Linked DNA regions of Homo sapiens: region 2 is linked to region 1. A link is a loop called in an ENCODE intact Hi-C map of the cell type or tissue named here. Cell type or tissue: prostate gland. All regions are shown on one strand.

What was found. Hi-C counts contacts between places; a loop is a spot of excess contacts. Peaks named below come from ENCODE experiments on the same cell type or tissue, not always from the same donor. Only the 100,000 strongest peaks of a DNase experiment are listed, where the experiment ranks them.
Region 2: a loop joins it to region 1, with 4 times the contacts of the local background. A loop is called at or near these places in 1 of 110 quality-filtered maps.

What each region holds. Positions count from the first base shown.
Region 1 is chr10:104,489,231-104,497,230 of GRCh38, reverse strand. No RefSeq gene overlaps it. Among named protein-coding and RNA genes, the nearest start is that of LINC02620, 13 kb to the right of the region's middle. In prostate gland, no CTCF peak of the experiment used is centred here; a DNase peak (open chromatin) is centred at 4,690.
Region 2 is chr10:104,576,486-104,584,485 of GRCh38, reverse strand. All of the region lies in intron 1 of LOC105378464 (a long non-coding RNA gene), which reads right to left. Among named protein-coding and RNA genes, the nearest start is that of SORCS3, 61 kb to the left of the region's middle. In prostate gland, a CTCF peak has its summit at 3,536 (motif pointing left); a DNase peak (open chromatin) is centred at 3,505.

The DNA of each region.
Region 1 (8,000 bases):
TGGGGGAGGAAACTTACATTGTGTAGAGAATCCCCTTTCCTTTCCAGGTCTTTTTCTGATCCTGAAGAGATTAGCTGAGAGTCCAGCACCTTTTAAAGATCTGAATAGGAAACATTTGCTATCTATTGCCTGTAAAGTGACAGTCACCTATGAGACTTCATCTATGTAATAAGAACCTTGGTCTCCACAACTCCTTATCTTAACCCAGACATTGCTTTCTATTGATTTTAGGTCTTTAGATAATAAACTAACTCTTTTAACAAATTGCCAGTCAGAAAATCTTTTAATCCACCTATGACCAGGAAGCTGCACCAACCCTCAACTTCCCCCCAATCCCCCTTCAAGATAGCTCATCTTTTGGGACCAAACCAATGTATACTTCACATATATTGGTTGATGTCTTATGTCTCCCTAAAACTTATAAAATCAACCTGTAACCCAACCACCTTGGGCATATGTTCTCAGGACCTCCTGAGGCTGTGTCATGGGTCATGATCCTAAATGTTGGCAAAATAAATTTCTCAATTGATTTAGACCTGTCTCAGATACTTTTTGGCTTACAGTAAAAAGGCTATTTTGCACTTTTTGGGGCTTTTCTTAAGCTCTGGACTTAGAGACACATTGAGGTTTTTCAAACTCACCATCATCATTTATTTTGCATTTAAAATGACTCCCAAGACAGCCCCCCACCTCTCTCTTCTCACATGAGCCACATTGGTGGGGTGATCTAAGCCAATGTTGCAAGTCATACTTAGCCACATTAGCGTCCATTTCCTCATCTATAAATAATTTTCATCTGTATAATAGGACTCACTTCAAGGCTTGTTGCAAGGACTGACCAGTCACAGACACTGGATCCTGGGCACAGCTGGGGCCATGGCACATGTTCAATAAGTGATGCCCTTCTATCATTCATCACTCTTTCTCCCATCTCCCTCAGAAGCTAGAAACTGTTCTGGGTGCCAACTGACTGGGGCTGGCGTCAAGGGTGGTAACAGAATTTACCAAAATAGTAGTGAGTTAAAGAAAAAAAGTTTATTAGAGGGAAAGTACATTGCAAGGAAGCAATGGGCAGCGCAGCAGAGAAGGGGCTGTTGGCAAAGAGGCAAGAGCTTCAGGGAAGTTTAATAGGGTCACACTGGAGGGGCTATGTGCAGAGAAGGTCATGCTGCTGGGGCCACATATGGAGGGAGGTATTTGGGAAAAGAAAGTTGTGCCAGTGGGTTGTTTGTGGTCAGCCATCTCTCAGAATAATTGTTCCCCACCGCCCCCTACCTGGGTCCCCTTCCTCATTGTTGCTTACTTATCTTATCAGGACTCCACAAACACCCCAAAACATTTCTGATCATTGATCATTATGATGGACCAATTACATGGTGCCAACTTGTAAATCCATATTTAAGTGGTCTCCTCATAATACCTCCAGGTTCAGGAAAATCACAAACCCCTAGAAGTTCATGGACATAATTAGAGCAGATTCAGAATGATTTTTAAAACCAGTGGTTCTTATCCATGGCTGTATCCAAAATTTATAAGGAGCTCAAAGAATTCAATAGCAAACAACCAAATAATCTGATTAAAAAATGGGCAAAAGATCTGAACAGACATTTCTCCAAAGAAGATACACAAATGGCCAAAAAGCATATGAAAAAATGCTCAACATCACTAATCATCATGGAAATGCAAATCAAAACCACAATGAGATATCATCTCACCCTAGTTAAAATGGCTTATATCAAAAAGAGGCAATAACAGATGCTGGCAAAGTTGTGGAAAGAGGGGAACCCATACACTGTTGGTGGAAATGTAAATTAGTACAATCACTGTGGAGAACAGTATGGCATTTCCTCAAAAAGCTAAAAATAGAATTACTATATGATCCAGCAATTCCACTACTGGCTGTGTATCCAAAAGACAGGAAATTAGCATATCAAAGAGATATCTGCACTCCCATGTTTATTGCAGTTCTAGTCACAATAGCCAAAATATGGATTCAACCTAAGTGCCTATCAATGGATGAATGGATTAAAAAAAGAGGTATATATACAGAATGGAATATTATTCAGCCATAAAAAAGAATGAAATCCTGTCATTTGCAGTAACATGGATAGAACTGAAGGTCATTATGTTAAGTGAAATAAACTAAGCACAGAGAGACAAATATTGCACGTTCTAACTCATATGTGGGAGTTTAAAAAGGGGATCTCTTGCTGGGCATGGTGGCTCACCCCTGTAATCCCAGCACTTTGGGAGGCTGAAGCTGGCAGATCACCTGAGGTCAGGAGTTCAAAACCATACTGGCCAACATGGTGAAACCCCATCTCTACTAAAAATACAAAAATTAGCTGGGCATGGTGGTGGGTACCTGTAGTCCCAGCTGCTCAGGAGGCTGAGGCAGGAGAATCACTTGAACCCAGGAGGCAGAGGCTGCAGTGAGCCGAGGTTGCACCGCTGCACTCCAGCCTGGGTGACAGAGAAAGACTTTATCTAAATAAATAAATAAATTAATTAATTAATTAAAATAAAATAAAAAGTGGATCTCTTGAAGATAGTGTGTAGATTGGTGGGTACTACAGGCCGGGAAGGGTAGAGGGGAGGAGGGATGAAGGGAAAAAATAGAATATAAATGTACATATTACCATTAACTGTACACTTAAAAATAGTAAAGATGGCATGTATGTGTATTTTACCTCAGTAAAACACTAAGTTAAAAAAAAAAACAGGTGCCCACACATCACCCCCAGTGTAATAATAGTAATTAGTCTGCAATGGCATCTCTAGTGTCTTCTAAAAGGTGCCAAGTTCATTTCTCTCCAGCTCTTTTTCTTTCCATCCAGGCTGTCTCTCTTTTTTTCACCAAGTCCCTCCTATGCGATGCATTTTCTGCTCTCACTGGGCCATGGTGCAACATCAGCTATTCAGTTAACAACCTTATTTTGCACTTAGGCCTAGGTATATGGTGATCCCTGCCTTCAGGAGTTAACATCACAATCAATATTATCACTAACTGAGCTTCTATTATGTGCCAGTCACTGTCCTGGGCGCTCTCACCTACTTCATTTCAGGGTGTTACTATTCCAGATTCAGAGGTTTGCTACAAAGATGTCTTGCATTCTATATCTCTGTCATCATTTTTGCCAAAATGAATTAGGACAGTCCAGTGTCTGAGTTAAGATTTAGACCCTGATGTCTTCTCCCCTTAACGGGTTAGAAACCTGACGCTCTCCCCTCTGATTTCTTCCCAGGTTCTTTTCTGTTGTTATTTTGTCCCAAGGAGAGGGTATCATTTGCCATCAGCACAAGCAAGTATATATTGTGATAAAAAATTAAATTTAAAAAATTTAAAGTTTTAAAAAATTTAGAGCAGAGACATTTGGGTCCAACCACTAGAAAAAGAAACTCCAAAGATATTCAAGTTTTATCAGGAAAAAAAAAATGCCTGATGTTTCTGGGTGCCTTCACTCATTCTGGGCATTCTGATCTACTCTTAGCTGTAGGAATAACATTGCAGTAAAATGATAAGGAGCACCATACATTTTGGGGGCCCCTGTCCACAGCTAATTCAATCAATCAGTGATGGCCATCGGGCCCAATGTGATGGCCTTTGATGTGCCTCTCCCAGGAATTTGAGATGGAATCTTTGAGATGGGAGCAGAGCCGATAAAACATTAACATGTAGAGTTTAGCTGTGGAGTTAATGGCAAAGCTCCAATGCCAAGGTCAGGAACCCTGCTGCTACTGCTGTCCTAGGAGTAGCCTGATCCCCATCGTTCCTGTGGCTTAAATGGCCAGATTTTATTTAGATTCCAGCAGGTCCATAACCTTAGAATACTCTTCCTTACCTAAGCTAACTCTGGGCAACTTCTGTTCCCAGCAAATACATGCTTTCTAAGATAAATTGGTTTTGCTTTAAAAAAAAAGTACCTCCTTTGCAAAAATATGACAGACATTCTCTCTTGAGCTCCAGATCATACACAGAGGCTTGCAGCTGAGGCTGAGGAAGCGACAGAGCAGGCCTATCCCATTTTATCAGTGGGGGAAGGGAAAGGAATAAGAGCAGAAGGCCTGGCCTAGGCCCAAAAAAAAAGGGCAGAAATGAAGAGATGACTTATCCGGGTGCGGTGGCTCATGCCTGTAATCCCAGCACTTTGGGAGGCTCAAATGGGAGAATCGCTTGAGCCCATGAGTTCAACACCATGCTGGGCAATATAATGAGACCCCCATCTCTACAAAAAAATAAATAAAAACTAGCTGGGCATGATGGTGCACAGCTGTGGTCTTGGCTACATGGAAGGGTGAGGTGGGAGGATTGCTTGAGCCAGGGAGGTTGAGGCTGCAGTGACCTGAGATCGCGCCACTGCAATCCAGCCTGGGTGACACAGCAAGACCCAAGAAAGAAAAGAAAGAAAGGAAGAAATAAGGAAAGAAAGAAAGAGAGAGAGAGAGAAAGAAAGAAAGAAAGAGGAAAGAAAGAGAAAGAAGAAAGAAAGAAAGACAAAGAAAGAAAAAGAAAGAAAAGGAAAGAAAGAAAGGAAAAGAGAAGAAAAGAAAGGAAAGGAAAGAAAGAAAGAGAGAAAAGACAAGACAAGACTTTTGTACTTTTGTTCCCTGTTCACTCCTCACTTGCTGCCAGCTTTCTGGCTGCCACAAAGACGGGCTGGGTTGTTTCCCAGTCTGAGCACTTCTTGTCTGGGAGCTGAGACAGGAATAAAGCCACAACCAAACTGGCAGATACCTTTGCCAAGCCAGTAAACTGCAGTTCATGGGAAAGGTGAGCTCATCCAAGATGGTAATCACTAATGAAAAACTGTGCAAGACATGAAAATAGCTTTTTTATAGGGGGCCTGGAAACCAAAATAGAACAGCTTTTGAAAGTTTTATGTGTCTGTATGTAGAGCGTATGTGGTTTGTGTGTGCCTGCATATCTGCCACTTACTGTGTGTCCTTGAACAAGTTATTTAACTTCTTTGAGCTTTAATTTCTCTACCCATTTTTTAAAAAAAAAGAATAATAAGGCTGGGCGTGGTACCTCATGCTTGTAATCCCAGCACTTTGGGAGGCCGAGGTGGGCCAGTCACGAGGTCAGGAGATCGAGACCATACTGGCTAACATGGTGAAACCCTATCTCTACTAAAAATATAAAAAATTAGCTGGACATGGTGGTGGGCACCTGTAGTCCCAGCTACTCAAGAGGCTGAGGCAGGAGAATGGCGTGAACCCAGGAGGCAGAGCTTGTAGTGAGCCAAGATTGTGCCACTGCACTCCAGCCTGGGTGACAGAGTGAGACTCCATCTCAAAAAAAAAAAAAAAAAAAGAAGAATAAAATATATGCCACGTCCACACCATGGCTCATACCTGTAATCCCGGCACCTTGGGAGGCTGAGGCAGGTGGATTGCTTGAGCTCAGAAGATCGAGACTGCCTTGGCAACCTGGTGAAACCCTGTCTTTACGATAAAAAAAAAAAAAATACGGGTAGCATGCACCTGTAGTCCCAGCTACTTGGGAGGCTGAGACAAGAGAATCACTTGAGCCTGGGAAGTTGAGGCTGCAGTGAGCCATGATTGAGCCACTACACTCCAGCGTGAGTGACAGAGTGAGACCCTGTATTAGTCCATTTTCATACTTTATAAAGAACTGCCTGAGACTGGGTAATTTATAAAGGGAAGAGGTTTAATTGACTCACAGTTCAGCATGGCTGGGGAGGCCTCAGAAACTTACAATCACGGTGGAAGGTGAAGGGGAAGCAAGGCACCTTCTTCACAAGGCAGCAGTAAGGAGAAGTGCCCAGCAAAGGGAGAAGAGCCCCTTATAAAACCATCAGATCTCATAAGAGCTCACTGTCATGAGAACACATGGGAGAAACTGCCCCCATGATTCAATTACCTTCACCTGGTCTCTCTCTTGACACATGGGGATTATAATTCAAGATGAGATTTGGGTGGGGACACAAAGCCTAACCATATCAGACCCTGTCTCAAAAAAGAAAAAAAAAATCTATACCATATGGTCATTGCCAGGCTTAAATGACCTAATATATAATGCCTGGCATATAGTAAGCACTCAATAAGCAGTAACTACTTTTCTCATATTGCTTTTGCCTTTTTCTTTTTTCTATGTTTTTCATTTTTAAAAAATAGATTTAAGTGATACAAGTGCACTTGTGTTAGGTGGATATATTGCATAGTGGTGAACTCAGGGCTTTCAGGGTACCTGTCACCCAAATAGTGCACATTGTACCCAATAGGTAGCATTTCATCCCTCACCGCTCCCACCACCTTCCCACCTTTTGGAGTCTCCAGTGTCTACTATTCTACTCTATATGTCCATGTGTACCTATTGTTTAGCTCCCACTTATAAATGAGAACACTTAGGATAATGGCCTCTATTCCATTCAAGTTGCTACAAAAGACATGATTTCATTCTTTCATATGGCTGTATAGCATTCTATGATGTACATATACCACATTTTAAATCCAGTCCTCCATTGATGAACACAGGTTGATTCCATGACTTTGCTATTGTGAGTTGTGCTGTGTTAAACATACGAATGCAGGTACGTTTTTGATATAATGATTTATTTTCCCTTAGGTAGATACCCAGTAGTGGGACTGCTGGATCTCATGGTAGTTCTACTGTTAGTTCTTTGAGAAATCTCCCTACTATTTTCCATAAGAGTTGAACTAATTTACCTTCCCACCAACAGTGTATAAACGTTCCCTATTCTCCATATTCTTACCAACATCTGGTTTGTTTGGTTTTTTTGACTTTTTAATAATAGACATTCTGACTGGTGTGAGATAGTATCTCATTGTGTTTTTTATTTGCATTTCTGTGATTAGTGATATGAGCATTTTTTTCATATATTTGTTGGCCACTTATAGATCTTCTTTTGAAAAATGTCTCTTCAATCCTTTGCCCACTTTTTAGTGGGGTTGCTTGTTCATTTTTTCTGGTTGCATGAGTAGCTTTTTTTTAATCCTGTGTCTGGTCCTACATCATGATGCCTCCTAGCCCTTTGCTAGCTGAGTAGGATGGATTTAATTCCAACAGCATTAAACGTACCCCTCTACTCTGACAACAGAAACCCCACAGCATTCTTCCGGTATAATTTTTTTTCCTTTATGGGAAAGTTGTTGAAGGGGTGAGGCAGAAGAGGAAGCACCAGGGAATGGGCTGAGTGCGTGTCAGCACTTAGCATCCTTCGCCCCTGCTCCCTGTCCCTATCACCTTGCCCAGATTCGTCCAGGTGTCCAGAGCAGAAACTGCATTGAGTTCTAGAACAGTCTGAGTGCAAGTCACACAAGAAATTGGGTCTGACCAACTCAAGGTTTCATATTTTAATAGGGCCAATATTTTTTAAATCAGATTTTATATTTTAAGAAGTCCAGACTTCTGGTCCCTCCTGAAAAGTCACAAATCAGGTTACCCTGGGCCCTCCTTCCTCTGTGTCAACAACAAATAGGCTGGTACTCAGTAGTGCATGCCTCTTTTAGTTGAGGCAGGCGGTGTTCAGTTTGCCACAGTCCCCACCATTCCCCATTGCTATCCCTCATGTACATGGTTTGCCTGGCCCCATGGGCATCTGCAACATTTTGCCTAGAGCCACATACTTAGCTACTTTCCCAGCTAAACGCTTACTCTCTCCATGGGTCCATTATTTTGTGAGAAGACAATCAGAACGAGTCCTGCAGGGTCCCATAGGGTCCCCTGAAGTCCTTAGAATGATGCCACAAGAAGAAGTCAAGATGATTATGCCCTCTGAGCTCCTGTCTTCATCAAGAGAGATGGCATCATATCCCCACAGCTGGTGCCTTAGATGAATGGCCCTGATGAGAAGTTCTCAGTCGTGTTCTCACTGGCCTATGAGTGACATGTGGGGAGATTTATGTGTGTTTTTTCCAGCTATGAAGGCCTTGGTCTTCTTGGAAATCATGCTAGGGCTCCACTCACCCTGAGACTGGACATTGCATAATTCCCTGGCAATCAGACCCCAGGGAGA
Region 2 (8,000 bases), 87 kb before region 1:
CCCCAGTTAGCAGTAATGGAGATGACTTTCTCTTGAAAAAATGCCATTTGCTGTGATGTTTGCTGCTCCCATTCTTTTGAGAGCAGTAGACATCTAGATGTGGCTGCAAGATGGCTCTTTGACATCCCCAAGTCATCTTTCAGATGCAGAGTGTCTCTGCTCCCTCTTCAGTCTCCATCACTGACCCACTGAGGTGGGCGCAAACCAGCTTGTATCAAGGTGACCATAAATGGAAAGAGAAGACAGCCCTCCTAGGTATTTGCAGAGGACACACCAACCTTCTCACCTTTCTAGAAGCTGCCCATGGCTCTACTCTCCACTCTGGAACCCCACTACAGGTCCTCTCCCTTGCATTCAGATTGTACCCTGGACTCCAATTCCCACTTCCCACAGCTTTGCTCCTTGCTTGTGTCCTACTGAGTGTTCTCAGGATAAACAAGGTGGTTTCTTGCTGGGGTTTTTTTTAACAGCCCCATCAGCAAAGTTAACACAAGGCAAAGGAAAATCACCAGCCCAACATTGCAAACAGAAAGAGCCTAGGAAACTTCTCCCAGATTCTGTCTGTCTAAAGTTTCCTTCCCTGGGTGACTTCCTGATGAATGGACACCTATCTCCTATAGACCTCTCTCTGATCATCCTCTTCTCCCTCCAGCCAGGGCCCTCTTCCCAAAAAACCCCCTCTCCTCCTAATTGTTAGCCCATAATGAGATTAAGTGTCTAAGGAGTTTCTGGCCTCTGTGCCCTCTAACTAGGGCTTTTCTGCCTTTGTTGATACCTCCAGCTCCATGCCTGCATCCCCATTACCCAGAATCCTCTGACTGGGAGGCATGGCAACCATCTCTGGAATCCCAGGGGCCAGTCCTGCACCCCTGCTGTATTAGTCCATTTTCATGCTGCTGATAAAGACATACCTGAGACTGGGTATTTATAAAGAAAAACAGGTTTAATGGACTCACAGTTCCACATGGCTAGGGAGGCCTGACAATCACGGCAGAAAGGGAAAGGAATGTTTTACATGGTGGCAGGCAAGCAGAGAATGAGAACCAAGTGAAAGGGGTTTCCCCTTATAAAACCATCAGATCTCGTGAGATTTATTCACTACCACGAGAACAGTATGGGGGAAACTGCCCCCATGATGCAATTATCTCTCACCGGGTCCCTCCCACAACACAAGGGAATTATGGGAGCTACAATTCAAGATGAGATTTGGGTGAGGACACAGCCAAACCATATCACCTGCTTTCTCCAAACTGATGACAGCCCCATCTGATGTTCAGGTGTCCAAAACAGCTCCTACCCTTGTTGAGAGTGTGCCCATTAACCCATCACCCAGGTGGCACCAAGGAGTACCTGTCTGTGTTCTCAGCAGGCTGGAGGAGGCCCTCCAGTCACCCTCCCCTGAGGGGTCAGTTCCAGATTCCAGGAGACAAGCAGTGAGCACAGTGAGCAGTTTTCCTTCAGCCTCTCATCATATCAGCTCTCCTCCAGAACAGCTTAGGAACAAAACCCAGGGTGATCTGAGCATGCCCTACCAGTCTCCCTCATGCCTTCCACTTCCAGCCAGCCATGGACCAGCTCACTCATAGCCCTCTGCCTCCCTCTCGGGTCTCCCCTTCTGGGGAGCTGCTCTCTGTTCCTGCAGCTGCCTCAGCAACTCCTGGAGAGTGGTTTGTAGCCAGCACCTACAATCGCTCAAGACGGGTCTGCCCTGAAGGCCCATCCTCACAGCAGGTGCAGGGGAGGCTGACTCACCCATAACTCCCGCTAATTGAGCCTCTGCACTCCCCTGGTTTCATTGGGTTCTGAGTAATTATGAAAGGAAGACCTCAAGCCCTTGCTGTGGAGTCTCCATTGGCTGGTGAGTTGTGAATGGGGAGGGTCTTATTGATCAGGTTCTTATTGGAGCCCTGATTTCTCCTTTGACTGAAGGATCTGTCTCAGGAATGGCAAATATAGGATTCAAAGGCTGCCTCTCACCCCTCCAGTGCCTGAAACAGACATCACTCATGGATCTCAGCACATTCTCCTAGCTCAGTATTCTTTCCTGCACTGCACTCCTGGCAGCCGCTATGACGGTGGCTGGCACTCAGTGGGTGACCTCACTGGCCTCCCTGCCTGGGTGTGAGGTGCTCTACCATATGCTGCCTGGGATCTGCACATATGAAGGCATGATTTTTTTTCTTCCCTCAGATAATCTATTATTTAGTTGGGAAAAAAAACAAGATCTGTTGGGTTAAAATGATTTTTTTTAAAGAACTAGACATTTGGGTTGACTAATGCTTTTTTTTTCTTGAGGGAAGGAAGGCTAAAGTATAGTGGTGTAACCAGGGATGACCAATACTTAATGAATGCCTGTATGAGGCAGGATAAGACGTAGATTTTTCCCTAATGGTAATCAGTTAAGAATGTGGGAGACACCTTGGAAACAGCGACTGAATCACACAGACCCAGTTTAAATTTCAGCTCTACTACTTTGGAGCCACGTTACCTCCTCTTTCCTAAGTCTCAGCTTCCCTGTCTATGAAATGGGAGCAACAATATCTGAAACATAGGGCTGATGTGAGTATTAAATGAAAAAAAAAAATGAAAGTGCCAAATTCCTACCTGTAGCCCTGGCCTCTCCCCTGAGCTCTGACTTGTAAATCCAGCTGCCCGCCAGGCCTCCCCAGGTGGGAGCCTGCAGCATCACACACTTGCCATGGCCGAAAGAGATGCCAGTTCCCTTCTGAGCCTGGTCCTCCCACAACCCTTCTCCTCTCATTCAGTCTCACCACCATCCACACCCCAAACCTGAGGGTCTCTTGATTCCCCCCTTTCTCACTCACATTGCCGGTATCAGTCCACTAGTAGCCCTGCCAGTCCCAACTCCAGTGATGTCCTAAGTCCATTTGCTTCGTTCCATCTCCACCAAGGCCACTCTAGGCTCTCTGGACTTTGCAATGGCCCCTCCCTCTACTGCACCCACACCTGTGCTCCATGGCCTGTTCCTCACAGAGCATCCCAAGGTAAGACAGGTCACACTACCCGCGGGCTTGGACTCCTCATGGTACTTGGAATAAAACCCAGACCCCCTTCCGTGACCTCCACAGTCCTACCGAGGTCCTACTAAGCCTCAGCCTACCTTCCATACTTGACGTCCTGCCACACACTCCGTGAAGGACTGATTAAACAAATGCCTGCTTAATATGCATTAGTCTCCATCTTCCTTTGCTTTCTCGAAGAAAAATGAAAACATTCATATGGCACCTCAGGGTCCTGATAGGGATCTGAAGTTTACCCCACCTTGCGACACTTCCCCACCCCCCTGATCAATGGAAAAATTAGGGTCATCGCCACCACTGCTAGTCACAGTTTTCTACCTGGGGCTTAAGCTTTGTCTTCCAACATCGTCCGTTCTTCTAAGTTCACACTGTTTTCTTTTCATTGTGCACCTATGTGCCACCACACCGCAGAAAAAGCAGGCAAAGCAAGACCTGCGGAAGTAATGAAAACTCTTTGGTGCCCCCTTGTGGTCATGTCTGGTTAGCCGGCGGAGACGGGACTGTAGGCTGCTCTGGCGTCTCTGCAGAGCGGAGCCTGAAACTGGAATAAGAAGTCTTTCCAGGTGCCAATCTTAGAGATGTACATCCTCCACCCCCAGGAAGAGGCATCCAGGTAGAAATGCTTGACAGTCAACTTCTCTAAGTCTCAGATTCCTGATTGTTAAAATGAGTATAATGATTCCTTCCCAGCCATCCGAGGAAGGGTATTGTGAAGCTATACCATGAGATCTGTACTTTTTCTGTTGCTTTAAAAAAAAAAAAAGTGTATTCCAGTACTCAATCTTCACAAATTCTACAATGTTTCTCCTGCCTCTGCACCCCTGTCTGTTCCTACGAACTTTCTGTAATCCCCAAATGAGTCAGGCAGGATGGGAGTGAGGACGTGCTTGAGATAATGTGTCTGACAAAGAGGTGCCATATGCTGCTCGGCGTCATACGAAAATGTACCAGAGAAAATGTCAGCGGCAAGACTCGGCAAGTGGTGAGGCAGAAAGTGGGGGTGCTGCCATCTCCTCCCCCCTCACACCGCGCCGGGAAGCTCGAGAGCAGACACTGGCTTCTGGCATTGACAAAGGAATGGGAGGCCGGGTGAAAAGTCAAGTATCTGTGATTACGAAAATTAACCCTAATCTCCTGAGTTTCCAACTCTTTTAGAATTCCTATCTGGAAGACATTCACCTTTGCACCCAAGCCTACCGAAGTGTTTGTACCAAAGAGGTACTTAATAAAGAGGCAATGTATGAATGAATGAGTTAATAAATGAGTGCATAAACCTGATTTCAAGGAAAGGTTGGCGACGTCTACAGCCTCCCACTCTGAAGCTGCTTGCTTGCTTTCTATTTCTTTTTCTCTTTTTCTTTTTTTATTTTTGGAGTCTCTGTCACCCAGTCTGGAGTGCAGTGGCATGATCTCAGCTCACTGCAACTTCCGGCTCCAGGGTTCAAGCAATTCTCCTGCCTTAACCTCCCAAGAAGCTGGGATTACAGGCGCTTGCCACCGCACCTGGCTAATTTTTGTATTTTTAATAGAGATGGGGTTTCACCATGTTGGCCAGGCGGGCCTCGAACTCCTGACCTGAAGTGATCTGCCTGCCTTGGCCTCCCAAAGTTCTGGGATTACAGGCGTGAGCTACTGCACCTGGCCCTGAAGCTGCTTACTTTCTAGCCCTACCCAAGCCCAAGGACACTGTATCTGTCTCCTGTAAGGCTCAGCTTTTTCTACATGTCTTATTTTGAGTACAGTAAAAAAAGGATCATGGCTGATTTTGTCATAAATGCCTGGATCCTTTAAATCCCTCTCTCTGCACAGCTAATTTTGCATTGTCTGCTATCACATGGTTTTAATCTGATTAAAGAAAATCTGCCTAACAGTAACAGTGAAAATGGACAACTTTTTCTTCCAAATAAGTAGTTCTTAACTCTGGCCGACCATTACAATGGGCTGGAAAGCTTGTACACACATAAACACACACACACACACATACACACACACACACACACACACACCTCAACAGTCAGGCCCCATCCCAGACCTATTAAATTGAAATCTCTATGGCTCAGGACCCGGGCATCGGCATTTTTGAAATCTCCTTAGCTTATTCTAATGTGCATCCAGCGTTAAAAACCCCTTCCAAGAATGCGCTGGCCTTTGCCCAGAGAGCACAGACTCACCAATTATAAATGAAACAAAAGCAAGATTTTATGTTGCCTCCTAGGCACCCTCAGGCCCAAGCAAAGAAAAAAAGGAAGATTCTCAAGCCCAGGAGTGATAAAGAGTTCGGTGTTCACTCCTTCTTGGATATCTTGCTTGTTAATGGCCAAGAAGGGGAGGGGACCCCAAAAAGCTGGATCTGCCTTGACCAGGTTAAACAGAGAGAGCAATTTGGGAGCAGGTTCCAGCAGATATGATGGCGTCAGCATAGGCTTCAGTGTGGTCGTGACAGTGCAGTCTGGCTTGCGTCATGGCGATGGGGAAGGGAGGGTGGGTGTGGGGGCACTAACTGGGTGGAAAGTGGGCTTTCAATGCAAATAGCCAGACATTCAGGGGATGCTGCCTGTGCATAAGGAACCCACTGTTCATTTACAATTATGCTTTCAAAAGCCACTCATATATTTCACACGCGGCACATAAACCTAAATTCAATCTGCTACATTGTAATTTCTTGCTTTTAATTTAAGGCCTCGGGGCTTTAGCTAATTTAAGGGACAATCTGGTGATGAAGAGGAGACCATCTTTTTACAAAAAACATCATTAGCATAAGGCACTGCTCCCCAAATTTAGAGCCTAGTGGTGACTTTCCAAATCTTACCTGTACTTGAAGAGCCTTCTAAGCTCTGCACCTTAACCACATAAAATAAAGTCCATCTACCAGGTAGCAAATCATGGCAATGTGCATCTCTTATTTTCCACCAAACCGTTTGTTCATTTAAAGTCTCTGCACTCTTAAACATTAGATGGCAGCCTTTGAAATTGCAGAATAAACATGAGCACGATTCGTCCCTTTACTGGGCTCAAACAGTGATCTGAGAGGCGTCCTGGTGGTGCTCCGAGAGAACAGCAGTCCTCACTTCATCAACAAGCCCCAAGCTGAGATCAGAAGTCCCACCCCAGGCTCGGGTACCAATTGCTTGTCACTGACAGACAGGAGTATCGACAGACCGGTCCTTTGTGTCTGATGGAAACATGAGGGAGACAGGCTCGGGGAAGTGAAGGCACTGGCTCAAAGGGAGAGAACGCTGACTGGAGTTTCTTGGGATTGCATCAGCCAGATCCAAGCAAGTGTTCTGAGCCTGAGTGTCCCACACAGGGCAAGGCCTTCAGACAAACTTTTGACCATAGCGAAAAGTAAGTTACAGTCACTGACACTGATTTTCTGAGAGCTCATCACTGGGATCTACTGCACAATAGCCTGGACTTTCAAAAAGCATCACTTCCCTTTGTCTCGCCCTCAACTCCCTATCCTCACCTACTTCCCCCTCTGTCCTTCATAAGTGCCTGCCACATAGAGGACACTCAATAAACATTTGTAGCAAAGCTCCCAAATCGCAAATAAGCAACCCTCCATTAGAAAGCTAACCCAGGCAGGGCGCGGTGGCTCACACCTGTAATCCCAGCACTTTGGGAGGCCAAGGAGGGCAGATTGCTTGAAACCAGGAGTTCAAGACCAGCCTGGGCAACATGTCAAGACTCTGTCTCTTCAAAAAATACAAAAATTAGTCAGGCATGGTGGTGCACACCGACTACTCAGTAGACTGAGGTGGGAGGATCATTTGAGCCCAGGAGGTCAAAGCCACAGTGAGTTGTGATGGTGCCACTGCACTCCAGCCTGGGAGACAGAGACTCTGTTTTAAAATAAAAAAAGAAAAGAAATCTAACCCATAAAACAAGAGAGAAAGAAATCCAGCATACATTCTGTTCTTTTATGGGAAGATTTTTTGTCCAGATCGCTTTTACTCACTGTAAGCACTCAATCTTAAACAATCATAAACTCCCTAAAGAGTGAAGAAAACAGGCGTTGCTGAAGCACTGTCTGCACATGGCTGAGTGGCCCTGAGGCCCCAGAGTGGGGAGCAGAAGTCTTGGCACCGCCCTTGTGATTAAACGGTTCAGTGAGTGAAAGCCTCCTATGTGTAAGTCCTGGTAATTCTTCCACTTCCTTCTTCTATCAAAGAATGGGATTTAGTGAAGAAATCTCTAAGACAGGAAGACAAAGATGAACAGGAGGTGGTCTCTACTTTGGAAGAACTAACGTGGAGATGGAAAAGATGGGTGTTTGTTTATTTGCTCAATAAAGCACCTACCGAATATCTGCTGTGTGCCAGGCACAAAACAGACACGGTCTCTACCACATCAAATTTAGAATTTATGGAAACACAAAGGAATCCACTCATCTCACAGACAACTGTGAAACTGCTTCTGAGGCAAATGCGAAAAGGGAGATGTACCCGGTTAGAAGCACCCATGACAGGCAGATGGAGCCAGGTAAGAAGTGTCCATGACACAGAGCTGGGGCCCAGTGAGAGGTGCCCATGACACGGACATGGGGCCTGGCCAGGCTCTCAGCAGAACCCCAGGCAAAGGACATTTGAACAAAGGTCTAAAGGATGAAATGGAGAGAATGTGGTGAGAGGGGTTGAGACAGTGTTCCAGGCAGGGGGAACCATCTACACCGGAGCTTGGGGCACTATGCAGGGGCCGCCAGTGAGGCAAGGAAAGCTGGTGAGACCCTGGACCCCGAAGGCCCTCACAAGTCTTGTAAAAGTAGTTGGGGATTCTCTCCTAAGGGAATAATGTTAGGTTTTTATTGGTGGAAAGGTGCAGAAGTGGGGATTGGAGGTAACCTAATCAGAACTGTTTTTAGAAAAGATGACTCTGCTGCTTGGAGAGTGGATGGGAAGAGGCCACAATGATGTGGGCCAGCCAGGACAGGGGTTCCATTTATGTAACCATTAAGTGGAG